Linked DNA regions of Mus musculus: region 1 is linked to region 2. The links are chromatin loops, found by intact Hi-C in ENCODE. Cell type or tissue: heart. All regions are shown on one strand. Each heading gives the region's core, and the rest is flanking DNA. Links, peaks and the distances in the headings are about the cores only.

Region 1 (7,619 bases), core at 1,768-6,767, 1.2 Mb after region 2:
ACAGACGCCTGCAAGCTGCACTCTGAACTCCATAGCTGCTCGCTTGCTCTCTCTCTCTCTCTCTCTCTCTCTCTCTCTCTCTCTCTCTCTCTCTCTCACACACACACACACACACACACACCACACACAAGCCACATGTCCAGTTAAAGCCTGAGCTCTATTTCCAAGCCACAGCATTCACAAGGATATAGGGACCTACTTCACAGAGAAGTCAGACTAAATACAGAGACAGAGGACATGGGGGTGGGGGTGGGGGTGGGGAGTGGTGTTTGCTCCCCTCCTGACACAGGCAGCCAGCAAAATGTTAATTTCCCCCATCACTGGCATCACCATCCAGGGAGTTTTCAAAATGTTTTCCCTGCGACTTTACTCATCACATTTATAAGACAAACCATCCACCACCGTGTAGGTCTGAAAGCCAAGCGATCATTGCTTTCACCAGTGGTTCATTTTTACGTAGGGATGGATTACACAGTAGAGACTTTTTATTTTTAAGAGAGAAACTCTTCCTCACAAGTTTTGTTAAAGAGCACACAGGCAACGCTTTTTACATTTTTACTGTGAATGACAAAAGAACCCAGAGGCCTGTCCGGTTTCTCGAAAGCTTCACGGATTTAGTTTCACCAGTCACGTGATCACCCGTCACATGAAGTATTTATGATGCGCTTCTCTTGTCACCAAAATCAATAAACCATTTGAAAGGGATGGTCAAGGTCAGAAATCAGGCTGCTAACTACAGTGGACTGTCACCAAATTTGTCCAAAATGAGATGGCCGCAAGGTTCACATGGCATTCAGTGCATATATTATCCCATGGCCAGCGCATCGAATTTCTCAAAAAGTGTCTATGAGAACAAAATTCTCTCCTGTACACTGACCAGCTGGGTAGAGCTACTCTCCTTGCATTGCAAACATGGCTGAAAATCTCATAAAAGCACTCTAGACATACTGAGAGTCCGTAGAGATCTGAAGGGCAGGATGGCCCATGTACTAAAGACTGATCCTATGTGCCGTATCTAATGAGTAGCGGAGGGTTTCAGAGACAAACCTTCAACCTTCAGGGGCCAAAAATGATGCCATAAAAGATAAAATGCCACACAAGGAAGGCGCAAACTGTGATTGAAATGATGTTTCAAGCATATTACAGACAAAACAGAATGGAAACAAATCCCAGCCACAGCACGACAACTCAATCTGACACCAGGGCGGCATTCTGAAGATAACTGCTTCTATCTTCTTTTTATAATAAAAACTGATTTGCAGGAACAGTGATTATTTGTCAATACTCTAAAACAGAATGTATATTTTATTATTATGTTTTGTTTTGTGAGGTAGGTGCTGCATGCTGAATAACCAGGCATGAATAACTACAGACATGTACCACTCTTCATGGTTTGTTTTGTTTTATCTTTTTCTTTTTTTTTAATTACAAGATTAAACAATTAAATGAGAATAATCAGACATCGAATTGTAGATACATAAACTAAGGACAATTGTAGATACATAAACAAGTAAGGATGGAGCTTCATCTGACAGCTCCTGGGAAATCCCAGAGCCCGGTGCAAGGCCTAACATACAAGCTATATTACGGAAGGTCTAAACCAGACACAGAGGAGGGTTGCGAAAGCATCTGATCTCTGCACCCAGGAGGCAGAGGCAGACTGAGCTCAGTGTATTCCATCCAGGCAAGCCTGGGCTATACACAGTAAGTTCCAGACCAGCTAGAGCTAGACAGGGAGACTCTGTCTCAAAAAGAAACAGATAGAAGCAAGCAGAAGCAAGGGAAGAAGAAAGCAGAAAAGAAAAAAAGAAATGTCTACAGGGCAATTCTGAATGCTCCCCTTCTCCCCCAACTCTTGTTGTGGGGAGGGGAAATGGGGGAGAGGTCTCTCCTTTCAAGATCTACCAGAATTTGCCTGGGCTGCCTCCTACCACCAATGGCCCCTTGTTGGGTGCAGGCTGCTTAGCCTGAAAGATGCATCATTGCTTTGTTGTTTAATGTCCCTTGCTATCTGTGACGCTTCACACTGACATAGGCTATGGAACCACACAGGGGACAAGCGTCCAGATTTACCCATGAGGATCATCTAGAGTAAGTCAGCCTTTAAGAATGCCTGGAGGGAAGCCGGGCGTGGTGGCCCACGCCTTTAATCCCAGCACTCGGGAGGCAGAGGCAGGTGGATTTCTGAGTTCGAGGCCAGCCTGGTTTACAAAGTGAGTTCCAGGACAGCCAGGGCTACACAGAGAAACCCTGTCTCGAAAAACCAAACCAAAAAAAAAAAAAAGAATGCATGGAGGGGTTAGTTCATATTATTGTTCCACCTATAGGGTTGCAGACCCCTTCAGCACCTTGGGTACTTTCTCTAGCTCCTCCATTGGGGGCCCTGTATTCCATCCAATAGATGACTGTGAGCATCCACTTCTGTGTTTGCCAGGCACTTGGCATAGCCTAACAAGAGACAGCTATGTCAGGGTCCTTTCAGCAAAATCTTGCTGGCATATGCAATAGTGTCTGCTTTTGGTGGCTGATTATGGGATGGATCCCCGGGTGGGGCAGTCTCTGGATGGTCCATCCTTTCGTCTCAGCTCCAAACTTTGTCTCTGTAACTCCTTCCATGGGTATTTTGGTATCCCCAGAGCTCGTGTCTCTAGCTGTATACGTAGCAGAAGATGGCCTAGTTGGCCATCATTGGGAAGAGAGGCCCCTTGGTCTTGCAAACTTTATATGCCCCAGTACAGGGGAACACCAGGGCCAAGAAGTGGGAGTGGGTGGGTAGGGGAGCAGGGTAGGGGTGGGGTATAGGGGACTTTCAGGATAGCATTTGAAATGTAAATGAAGAAAATACATAATAAAAAATTGGGGGAAAAATGCCTGGAGGGATTACATTGATTAGGTTAACTGAGTTGTAAACACTGATCCTAAACAAGGGCCGCACCATCCTGGTTTGAGTACTCCATCTGGATAAAAAGGAGGATGCTATCTGAGTGGGAGCATACATCCTTCTCTCTCCTGGACTGCAGAGGTCATGTGGCTTGCTGTATCCAGAAGTTTCCTGCTGTGGTAGAGTACACTCACGCACTGTGCGGCAAATGAAATCCTTGATCTTTTAAATTGCAACAGAAAACAAACAAACAAACAACTAAGTAAGCCATGCCTCTAGACTCTTACAGTAAGTCCTCTGCCCTTCTCTGCCTCTCCATCTGGCTCCTGTCTTCTCAGTGTTGCCCTTTAAATTAGGAGCAATGTGGTCTTACTCCACTGCTACAGAAAACCTGCCTAACACAGGAAGAGAGTCTGTGGGAATTTCTGTCTCAGATCTCAGTGCCATTAGAAACAGCACATGTTAGTTTCCTGAGCACTGCAGGCCTTGCTGGTGGTCTTTCATCTGTCTGCATGAGGCAGAGAATCACAGGACCTCCCCTTTTCGGTAACTCTACAGGAGCCTAGGACCTGTATACCAGCTTACTTTTCTTTTCCTTTTTTACTATTCTTCCCTCTCTGCCCCAAGCCTTTGTCTTCTCCCTCTCCCCCAACTCTCTCTGATAATTTGAATGTTTAGAAATATTTTGGAGAAGAGAGAGGGTGTAAACAAAGCAGCAAGTGACAAATTAAAACTTAGATATAGTCTCAGGAATGCCCAGCTTCTTTGGAGACCTTCATCCCCGTGACTTGCCAAGGGAAGAAAGCACAGTACACCTGCTGTACCCTAACCAGGGGTGTTCAGCATGGCTGTGCATAAAGCAGTCTGGCTGGGGGCCAGAAACCTGGTTCTTTGAGATTCCTATCCAGTTGTAAAATATTCAGGGCTCCTCACACAGGAGCAAAGCACAAATCCTGGAGTCAAACATCTGAGTTGCACTCCTCTATGACCCATACATCACCACCCCATTGCTGAGAGGAGATGAGTTAACTTGTTGTGCCTACTCCCCCTGGACACTGGGAATAAAAAAACAGTTACTGACCTGGTAGGTTACTGAGAAGTGAATGAATTCAAACACGTATGTGTGACTAGACAAGCGCCTAGCACACAGTACATGTGGGACAGTATGAAAATAAAACTTTCTGTTTTCAAGTAAGCAAGCACAAAGCTTAAGTCCTACTGACACTAATATTTCTCATTATCCATTACTAGGTAAATAAACCGACTTTCATGGCAACTCTATGTTTGGGCCTCACTTATAAATCCAAAGTGAAGTCAAAGTTCTCTCTAAATAGTAAAAATGTTTAGCCATGTGTTTTCTGGTTTGCTGGAGAGGAAAAGGCAGAGATGTAAACAACAAAACTGGTTCCCAGAGCAAACCTCGACTTAGTAACAGGCTGGGTCCTAAACCACACCCAAGGGTGCATGAACACACAAGTTCACAATCACGTACACAGGGGCAGGCTCCTGCCAACACTCACAGACTCAACACTGACTTCACTTTTACTGTGTCTGGGGGAATGAAAAACTTCACGAACCGATTCTCGGCACATTCTTCAAAATCAAGAGCTTTGTTCAGCCATCAAAGAACTCAGCTTAGTTGGACCCTCGAGGTACTTACTGACTTACAGCAGAGTTTACAAAACTGCCACCTCATACATCCGCATCTAAATTGCAAATTGCAAACTTCTCAGATTTCACGTCGAGGGCAGCCTCAACCAGCACCCGCCCAGCCTCTGCTCAGGCCAAAGCCAGTCTGAGCCACTTCCTTCATATTCCGGCCCTACAGAATTTACGTCGACAGCGAATGCCTGTTTCACAAATATGTGTGCATTATTTTCAAAGTCAGGGGCTTGATGCTGCCACAAAAGAAGGAAACTGGATAATTATTGAAGTTGAAGTGACTGTCACTTTAGTAAAACAAACAAACAAGCAAAGCAAAACCAATAAAACAACCTCAAGGGCAAAAAAAAAAAAAAAAAAAAATCACTGAAGCAGCAGCATAAGCAGCTATAAAAGTTGATGTAAATGGCTTTCAGCCTTTGTAATACCAAAGCTGCAGGAGATTAGGAAAAGGGGTCTGGGAATTCATCAAACATTCATCTCCCATTTTTTTACGATCCCTGTCAATTCCCTATCCAAATGAAAATTCCCACGAGTTTATTTAGTCTCGTTTCTCCATATCACAGAAAACACTCTAAGAACAACGTTTTTAAAAGTGAACCAGGAAGGGCGGTCAAGAAAACTGCTTTGAGGAACTTCGTACTCTCTCCAGTTTAGTTCGCGAGAGTCACCCTAAGCAAAAACACTAGGATGCATGACAGAGCGACACTGCCTAAAGCTAGGAGCCGAGAGGGTTGCAGCCCGGCTGTCCCGCTGGCAGCGCCCGAGCAGCTCTCCAAAGCTCCCGGGAGACCTCGGGTCCCTGGCCCGCTCCAGCCCGGGCGCAAACCCCACCCAGCCGCAGCGCACTTCCCGTTCGCCTGCCGGTCAAGAACTCCAACTTGACAGCGACAGGGCGAAATATGAGGAAGTGGCCGCGACCGAGGTGCTGCCACCACACCGCTAGAACGTCCTGGCGAGCCGTGTGGACAGAGTCCGAGGACGCTCCTCGGGAACTCGAGCACCGGGTCCCGCAGCCTGGAGACCCGCACGCGCAGCGCACACCACTCTTACCTGGTTTGACCGGTTTGGGAGGTGGCTTGGACATGGCGCTACACGGAGCGACCAGGCTCAGCCGCGGGAGCCCCACACGCACACGAGAACTGGGCGCCAAGCCTGCGCTGGCCGCGGCCGCTCCGGATCCGCGCGCAACCCGATGCGGGACACTCGGACCAGCGAGCTCCGCAGACAGCCCGGCCTTCCCACCAGGAAGTGGCCGCGCCTCGCCGGCTGCTGATTGGCTGCGGCGGGGAGCCCGGCCGAACCTCAGAGGTCCAGCCTGCTCCGGCACGCCGGAGCCCCGCCTTTCTCTTGGGGGAGGAGCTTTACAGTAGCCACGCCCTCAGGCCCTGCGTAGGGGAGGCTATGAAAGCGCAGTGGACTTCGCTGCCTAGGTGAGCACCGGGCAGTGGTAGGCATGAAACGCTCTTGAAGCTTGCTCTGCGACCCTGCTGGGAAGGATTCGAACCCGCTTCGGTGAGTACCCACTGCCTGCTGCGTACACACGGCGAGGCCTGGGAATCTTCAAGAGTCTCCTTCGCTGTATGTACCAGGAACCTGATCGTGTCTAGGGAAACCGCGGTGGGACTTAGATGCTCCTAAAAAGCAACTAGACACTGCTAGCTGTAGGAGACCCCACATTTGCTAGCTGGAGAATCGGGTCTTGATCCCCCACGGGACAGGACAGCTTTTTCTACAGCATCTGGTTAACAAACTCCAACCCACTTGCTGCCTGGCTTTTATAAAGACTTCTAACAGTGCTTTTGGCGTTTTTTAAATAGCTGAGACAAAAGCATAGTATTTTGTGGCACACGAAAGTTAGGGGAAACTTAGATTTCCGTGACCATAAAATTTTATTAGAACACAGCATGCTCGTTTGCTTATGCATTGGCTTTCTTATTACAATTTCAGAGTTGAATAGTTACCCGCGAAGTCAAAACTATACTACTGGCTGGTACTTTATACAAGTTGCCCAACACGAGAGTTTATGTTCACACATAAGTAAACTCACAATGTCACAGTCAATATTATATGCCTATTGTATATTAGGGGTAATAAAAATGAAAATACTGGTTATGTAAGAAACTACAGGGTCAGCACAATGGTCCAGCTGCCCCTGCTGCCAAACCTGATGAGCAGAGTTCAGCCTCTAGCACCCACACTTTGGAAAGAGAACTCCCAGGAGACCTATGACCTGAGCATGTGTTCTGTGGTGAACCATGGCATGCACCTGCCCACACACATGCACCGCAACCTAGATACAAATGTAAGAAAGCAACTTTTTAAAAAAGAACCTCCACAAAATGGACCTTCAACATGTCTATTGAAGGTTAATTTACGGGGAAAAAAGTGACTGAAACTTCAAGGGGCAAAGGTTAGCAGGAGCTTGGTCATGGCTATGCCCCCAGGCCTTGCTTACCAGGAACTCTACCTGTGGGGGATTTCTGCTTACCAAAAGGGTTCAAAGTTGAAATTAGTCCTATTCATGGGAGCGTATCCAGATAACTGTAGCCTGAACCTCACGGAAGTCCTGAAACCTGGGCCTTGAAGTCATCTGAAGAGCATGTGTGTTTGCTCTTGTGTTTCTCAGATTTGATTGATGGTGGAGTTCTTGCCGCCTGCTGACTCTTCCCATCCTCCTGGGAATCATTCTGTGCTTTAGAAGTCTCTGTTCAGAGTGGAATAGATTGAATATAAACATAAGCCAACTATGAAGAAGATTTAACATTTCACTGGGATTAAATCAAAGATAGTTTTAAACAATTCTGCGTATGAGCCAGTCTTGGCGAGGCTTGCCTATGATCCCAGTACTTTTAGGAAGGTAGCTTTGCCACAGAGGCAGCCGTGGCTGTGTGGCAAGTTCCTGACCAGCCTGGACTCTGCATAGTGAGATTCTGTCTCAACAGATAAATAATATAACAAATAAGAATGATAAGTAAGTGTGAAAAAGATAAATGGCTCATTTAAGGTTTGCTCCTCTCCCATCTTGTTCTTCTCCCTCTCTGTGGAAAGGATACTAGCGGCCAAGAAGACACTG
Region 2 (7,619 bases), core at 1,507-6,506:
CTTCTCTCCTGCTCACTCTTTCTTTCTTGTTGTTTCATTCTTCCTTTTTTTTTTTTTTAGCGTTGCTGGGAATGGAACTAGGCTTCATATTCAGGGCCACATTCTACTTAGCCTCCTAACCCTTCCATCTAAAATCACCTGGAGGGTATAGTCTTTTTTTTTTTTCTCCTGCCCTACTTTTCCCCACAGCTTACATACTTAGCTGACCTTGAACTCATGAGCCAACCTCTGCCTCCTGAGTGACAGGCCTGTGCTAAAAACTTTTAACATTGAGGAGTTAATAAGAGAAGTGTGTCACAGAAAACTGAGTTAAAATGCTGATGTAAGAGACCAGTGGCTCGAAACCTTCTTAATGCTGTGGCCCTTTAATACAGTTGCTCATGTCGTGGTGACACCCAACCATAGGGTATTTTCATTGCTACTTCATAACTGTAATTTGGCTATGGCTATGAATCATAATGTAAATATTTTTGGAGGTAGAGGTTTGCCAAGGGGGTCAAGAGCCACAGGTTGAGAACTGCTGAAATAGTAATGCCCATGAACTCCTAAGGACTTCAAGTCCCTAAGGTTGTGTTGCTGTGAGAACACTCATCTGTTTTTCTGTGGGGCGAGGAAGGAAAAGGGAGGAGAGGTTGTTTCATTTCCTCTTTAAGCTACTCAGATAACAGAAATACTATTATCAAGCCCATTTCTGGGCCGCCTTGAATTCTTCTGAGAGGATAAACACAGTTACCCACGATCAGGATGCTCGTGCAGTTCAGGGCAGGCTGTTTATTTTTAATATTGTTATATGTCAATATCAACCATCTGTGAAGAATATTTTGCCCTAACAAAATAGTGTTGTCCTATTAATTTTAATACAGCCCAGGTAATTTTCTCTTATAGCAAGTGTTTTTAATAATCTAATTGGTGATCAAACTCAGGTCTTCTAGATTGGTGGCCAACCACCTTTACCACTAAGCCATCTCACCTGTTTTTGAGAAAGGCTTTCCATAGCTTAGTCTTGCCTAGCTCCTGAGTGCTGGGATTGCAGGAGCCATTGTCTGTCCTTGGGTCCTTGAGCACACTGTCTGACTGTCCATAGGATTAGAACCTCTACCAGGGTAAGCCTGAGACCTTGCCCATACCTAACAAGTCTAACACTGAGCTGTATTCAAGTGCCCCACGCTCCTTTGTTTATTATTTGAGATGACTTCAGTAAGTTGCAAAGGCTGGCTGTGAATTTGCTCTGGAGCCCAGATCCTCTTGCCATAGCCTCCTCAAGTAGTTGGAATCACAGGTCGGCACCAGCAGGCCTGATTCTTGTTAGTGTAAATTCCCCAGTCCTCTTTTCAAGTTTCCTTGGATACTTTGGATACTTTTGGTTTTACCATATAAGTATTAGAGAAGCTTGTTGTTTGTTTCTGTTGTTTTTATTTTCAAGAGACTTTTTTTTTTTTTTGGTGATTCTTTTTTTTTTTTTTTAAGATTTATTTATTAACATATGTAAGTACACTGTTGCTGTCTTTAGACACACCAGAAGAGGGCGTCAGATCTCATTACGGAGGGTTGTGAGCCACCATGTGGTTGCTGGGATTTGAACTCAGGACCTTTGGAAGAGCAGTCAGTGCTCTTACCCGCTAAGCCATCTAGCCAGCCCCTCAAGAGTCTTTTTAAATGTGGATATAAAAGAGAATGTGTGCCAAGTACTTCCCTCTAAATTGAGAAGATGGAGAAGTGTAGCAGCTGTTAACTGTCACTGACGGCTCTGAGAAGCCTGGAGGTGCATGTGCAATGCCTTCAGTCTCAGTCCCCAGGAGGCAGGAGCCAGGGGAGCTCAAGGCTACCCGGAGCTGCATTCAGGACTGCCTGCAAAGACCCAGGGTGTGGTGTATAGGTGTCTGGGGTGCTTACCCAGTGAAAGAAAGACTGAGTTTGATCCCCAGCAGGGATGGAGGAAAGAATCTCCAACCAGCTGGATGAATTTCAGGGTTTTGTTTTTTGTTTTTTCAACATAGGGTTTCTCTGTGGTGTAGCCATCACTGTCCTGGAATTCACTCTGTAGACCTCTAGATCTTGGGAATCAAACCTGGGTCTTCTGGAAGAGGACCCTTTAACTGGTCATTGAGCTGTCTCTACAGCCCCACTCCACCCCACCCCAACTGTTTTAATCTTTTTCAACATTTTTGTCTATAGGAAACACACATCATCCATACCTTCAAAGAGGACTTCTATGGGGAAATTCTCAATGTGGCCATTGTTGGCTATCTCAGACCTGAAAAGAACTTTGATTCTTTAGGTAAGAGTTTATATTAATCTTTGATAGTATTACAGCTACTTCTCCGAAGGGGACAGGCAAATAATTGAGCACTTTTAATTCAGGGTTAGGCACTATTTTAAGTATTGTACAAGTTAATCCCTCTTACCTTCAGTAGCCATGTGAGGTGGAGACTAAGTGCCTTAATCTGTTTTCTGTTGCTCTGACCTAGTACCAGGTGTTCCTGTGGTTTTGGTTCTGGAGTCAGAGCATGATAGGAGCATGTATTCAGTACTTGGTGAAGCCTTCTTGCTGCCTCAGTGGGTGGGCACCACAGGGTAGGGCCAAGAGAACTCACTCTTGTATCACAGCCATTTTCTGTACTCAGGAATCCATTCTGTCCTCCTGACCCACTTCCCAAAGTTCCCATTCCCAAATACCTTCAACCTTGAGGACTTAGTTTCTAGTACCTGAGTTCCAGGGGACACTCAAGTCATAGCACTTAGTGGTGAGTGGTGGCACCTGGCATCTGACCCTGCAAGGGTGGTTGGGCAGTATGTGCTGCAAGCAGTAATTAGAGATCTGCTTCTGGTGTCTTCAGGTGCCTGTTGGTATAGTGTGACATTAAACCCTGGGAGGTGAAGGGTCTCTTTACAAGAGAACACTTTATGTAACACTGGCTTTCCCTGGAGAAAAAGACGGTTCCAACATTGACTGAATCTCTGTCCTTTCCCAGGGCTGTGGCTAGGGTGCTTAGTCAGTGTTTTTAGGAGGGGCTGAGCAAAGGAATAGTAACATGGATTATTAGAAGTTTCTTTTTTTCTTTTTTTCCAGAGTCACTTATTTCTGCAATTCAAGGTGATATTGAAGAAGCTAAAAAGCAACTGGATTTACCCGAACATTTGAAACTCAAAGATGATAATTTCTTCCAAGTTTCTAAAGGCAAAATTATGAATGGCCACTAATGAAAAGTCCCTTACCTGCCTACCACTAGTGTCACGCATAGTGTCACAGTGCTTCTGATACACTCTCATCTTGATCATATTTTAAATCAAGCGTTTTCCTGTAGCTGTCAAGTGGTCTCCAGCAGTTCACTCCATCATGTTGCACAGTACTAAGAGACTCATTCAGAAATCAAGACTTTAGATGTAATATGTTGATTAAAATGTAGCACTAGAAAGCTTGTACTGAAAATAAAGTCTGTGAGTGTGGGTGGAAAAGCAAGTTCCTGAGGAAAATGAGGACTGACCATAGTTCTTGTGACTGAGTGTGCTGGCACTGGTGAGCCCAGCCAGCCTGTGCTGAACAGAGGCTTTTCAGGAAGTGCACCACACACACACACACACACACACACACACACAGAGCTTACCCATGAAGGAAAAATTAGAGTTACTTTTCTCATTTTGTGCATTGATATATTTTTACAATCCTGCAAACTTCCTTGAGTCACTCACGACTCCCCCTGAGGTCACTTCCTGGTAGTGTCCCAATGCTCTGTGTGCAGTTACTTCAGGTTGAAGTTGCCTTGATCGCCTGCCCCTCATCAGGGCTTTTGCTTTTCTTCAAAGTACTGAGGATCCAACCCAGTGCCTTACACGCCAGGCAAGTGTGACCACTGAGCTAGGCTCCCGCCCCCTTTACTTTTTGAAGCCATACAATGGATGTCTATATGTTGCCTTTTTGAAGATTAGGTGGTTTTGCTCTTTAACATTTTTGTGACTTTGGTTTATTTTCTTCCCATGTCGCCCAGAGATTACTTGTGTGTGTGCCATTCTGCTCAAAACTAAATGGTGGTCAGGTTCAAGTAAAGAAAAATAAAACAAGCTGCATTTATAGACTTGCTTGGAATTGAAATGAACATAGCCAGTTCCTACCCAACCCTGCCCTGCCTTTTTTTTTTTTTTTAAAGTGTGGTCCTGTGCTTTCAAAGTAAGTACAGTTCTCTATGACCAGGCACTTAAACATAATTTAAAAGTCCTTGTAGCTTCAGAACCGGATAAGTTCCAGTTGCATATCTCTATATCTCCTGGTTTCCCTCTTGGTTTTCCCCTGGTTCCTCCCCTTTCCCTCTTGGTGGCCTGAGTTGTTTATGTTGGCAGAAGGTTGACATTGGATGCTCGATTGCTTCAGCCTCACCGGGGCATTGAATCATCATTTGTTGAATGGCAACAGGTTTGCTGGGGCAGAGGCACTGCCTAAGTGGGAGCATGCACGTGAAAATAGAAAGGTAATTTAACAACACACAGACACCCAGAGACTTGGTCTCTGCATGTGTGTAGAAGTAGTGGTGTGGGGAGGGATGGGACTCACTCAGCCCTGTGAATGTGTTCTATGGCTGAGCAACATCCCTAGCCTTCAGAATAGAATTTTTGATGTTGGAAATCCTGTATTTAAAGGAAACCTTAATTATCAATGGATTTATGAAGGAAAGTTAAAAACAAATATGCACAGTACAAAATAGATCTGTGGCTTTTTTTTTTTAAAGTAAGAATAGCTTGTTAGTATATCAATGTTCATGGCTAATGTTATCTCATTTTGTTAGTCGTTATTTTGGAATTACATGATGTGTGATTTAGGGCTTAGTTAATTCTCTAGAATTCAAAAACTATTATTGATGTATTAAAAGAAATTACGGTACCACGTTGATTAGTCTGAATGTTTGCAGGCATTGGAATAAAATTTGACTTATTTTTTCCCTCTTCCCCTGTCAACCTGAATCCTGTATCTGTTTGGGGTATACTGGCTGTTTGTTACTATACACCTGTATTTACAATCCTGAGTAGACCTATCAAGTAAGGGTGCTCATGTGACTAAGAGCTTTATTTTCAAGGACCCTCCCCCTCCCAGTCCCCCCATCTCAGGGGTCTTTCCTCCTTTTAAAAGACCTTACAAGGTCTCTATATCTGGCTATCCTTGAAAGTACAGAGATCCATGTGTGTCTTCCTTCTGAATGCTGGGATTAAAAGTGTGCATCAAGCCTGGCCAAGACACACACACCACCACCACCACCACCCACCCACCCTTTAAAATTCCTGTAGCAAGGTGACTTTACATGGAAAGGATTCAGAGGATATCATTACTCAAAAAGTCAACTCTTTAAGAATAAAGGTTCCTATTGGGAGCTAAAGGAGCCAGACAAGTCTAACTCCTGTATAATCCTCAAGATTGTTTTGTAACCATGGATGTGCCACAACCCCACACATTGCTGCAGGGCATTCTTTCCATTTGTTACAAAGAAGTGCATTTCAGCACTCATCTGAATGAACTCTGAGATGACTTAGCAGCTTGCAGGTAGGGCACTTAGGTGATGGGGAGGTGTGAGAACCAGTGACTTGAAACTTACAAGGACCATCTTCCTTTCCCAGTGCTGTTGTCTTCCAGTTCCCCCTTGTACTTGGGACAGAAGTGAGACTGATAGAGAAAAATCAGTTTCATTGTTAGAGACTGAGCTAGAAAACAAATCAGATCTGCCAAAGAGGATGTGATCATAAGTCAGAAACACTGGATGGAGAGTTTTCTACAGACAGCAGAGAGTGAGTTCTTGAAAGGACTGCATTCCTGAGAGTTACATGTCTCTGTAACTCCATGGAAGTTACAGAGACAAAGTTCAGAGCTGAGATGGAAGGAAGGACCATCCAGAGACTGACCCACATGGGGATCTATCCCATATACAACCACCAAACTCCGACACTATTGCATATGGCAACAAGATTTTGCTGACAGGAACCTGACATAGCTCTCTTGTGAGGCTATGCCAGTGACTGGCAAATACAGAAGTGGATGCTCTCAGTCATCTATTGGATGGAGCACAGGGTCCCTAATGAAGGAGCTCGAGAAAGTAGCCAAGGAGCTAATGGGGTCTGCAACCCTATAAGAGGAACAACAATATGAACTAATCAGTATCCCCCAGAGCTGTGTCTCTAGTTGCATGTGTAGCAGAGGATGGCCTAGTCGGCCATCAATGGGAGGAGAGGCCCTTGGTCTTGCGAAGATCATATGTCCCAGTACAGGGAATGCCATGGCCAGGAAGCAGGAGTGGGTGGATTGGGGAGCAGGGCGCGGGAGGGTATAGGGGACTTTCGGGATAACATTTGAAATGTAAATGAAGAAAATATCTAATAAAAAAAGAAATCCCATAAGCATAAAGTATTAAACCATAATATATAAATAAAGCATGTGTTTTGAAAGAAAGAAAGAGATAGAGAAAGAAAAAGAAAGAAGGAAAGAAAAGAAAGAAAGAAAGAAAGAAAGAAAGAAAGAAAGAAAGAAAGAAAGAAAGAAAGAAGAGAAAGAAAGAACTGAATGTATAGAGAAATGAGCGTGGCCACGCTATGTAAAGGCTGTGGAAAACCAGGTATGGTAGCATGCTCCTGGGGCTCTAGCGTTAGTGAGGCTGAAGCAAGAGCACTTCAGCACTGAAGTCTGAGGAGACCAGCCTGCCTCAGCACAGTAAGATTATCTTTAAATAGAGGAAGAGGGGCTGATCTAGGTATGTAGTTAAGGGGTAGTGGCTATACTTAGTATGTGTGAGGCCCTGGTTGCAATCCCCAGCACCAAACCCAAAATAAGAACAAAGTCACCAGCGTATAGTGTTCAGAAAGCTGGGAACCAGGATGAACCTTCGAGTTGGCTTTCTGTCCATTGCTTTGCTTTGGTTTTTGACACAGCAATTCGTTATGTGTGTAGTCTAGGCCCTTTGGGAATTCACTGATGTCATTGTGCCTTGGCCTCCCAAGTGTTGGGATTATGAGTGCTCTGTCATGCCTGGCTGGCAGTAAATACTATCATGCTACTGCTCAAACCTCAAGTCACATGCGTGCTAGGCAAGCAGTCTGAACAGCTCCACCCCAACCTCTTGAACCCTTATTACTTGTTTCTGGCAAGAACATTTAGTATATCTTAGCATGAGGTCTAATTTGTGTATAGCCCTTGCTGACCTTGAATTCAGAGATCCACCTGCCTCTGCTTCCCAAATTCTAGGATTAAAGGTGTGTCCCACCATACTCAGCTTAGCTTGGTTGGCTTGTTTCCTGTTTTGTTTGTTTGTTTTTTATTTTGTGTTCATTTGTATGTGTGTATGTTGTGTGTGTGTGTGTGTACACCATGGTGTGTCAGAGGATAACCTTGGGAGTTCTCGTCTTATCAAGTGGTTCCTGGGATTGAATGCAAATTGTCAAGCTTGGCAGCAGTTGCCTTTGTAACACTTGACCATCTTGCTCGCCTGGGTAGTAACTTTTAAGAAACAGGGCCTTGAGTTTAAACTGCTACCTAAAACTCCCCAAGTGCTGGGATTGCAGGTGCGTGGCCCTGTGCGGCTGAACTGTGAAAACTTCTACCTGGGTTTCATTAGGCAGCTTGCTTCTTCCTCTGCAGGCCACATCTC

Evidence for each region. Peaks named below come from ENCODE experiments on the same cell type or tissue, not always from the same donor. Only the 100,000 strongest peaks of a DNase experiment are listed, where the experiment ranks them.
Region 1: a loop joins it to region 2, with 2.9 times the contacts of the local background. A loop is called at or near these places in 2 of 42 quality-filtered maps.

What each region holds. Positions count from the first base shown.
Region 1 is chr19:18,626,024-18,633,642 of GRCm38, forward strand. Ostf1 (osteoclast stimulating factor 1) reads right to left here and starts at 5,790. Exons shown (of 10, transcript NM_017375.3): 1 at 5,597-5,790. The coding sequence starts at 5,630. Nmrk1 (nicotinamide riboside kinase 1) reads left to right here and starts at 5,993. Exons shown (of 9, transcript NM_145497.2): 1 at 5,993-6,058. In heart, for the core only: a CTCF peak has its summit at 5,421; DNase peaks (open chromatin) are centred at 4,518, 5,448 and 5,888; H3K4me3 peaks cover 2,160 bases; H3K27ac peaks cover 2,023 bases.
Region 2 is chr19:17,396,403-17,404,021 of GRCm38, forward strand. Rfk (riboflavin kinase) reads left to right here. Exons shown (of 4, transcript NM_019437.3): 3 at 2,176-2,278; 4 at 3,071-4,947. The coding sequence ends at 3,201. Among named protein-coding and RNA genes, the nearest start is that of Rfk, 6.2 kb to the left of the region's middle. In heart, for the core only: CTCF peaks have their summits at 1,529 (motif pointing right) and 3,721; no DNase peak of the experiment used is centred there.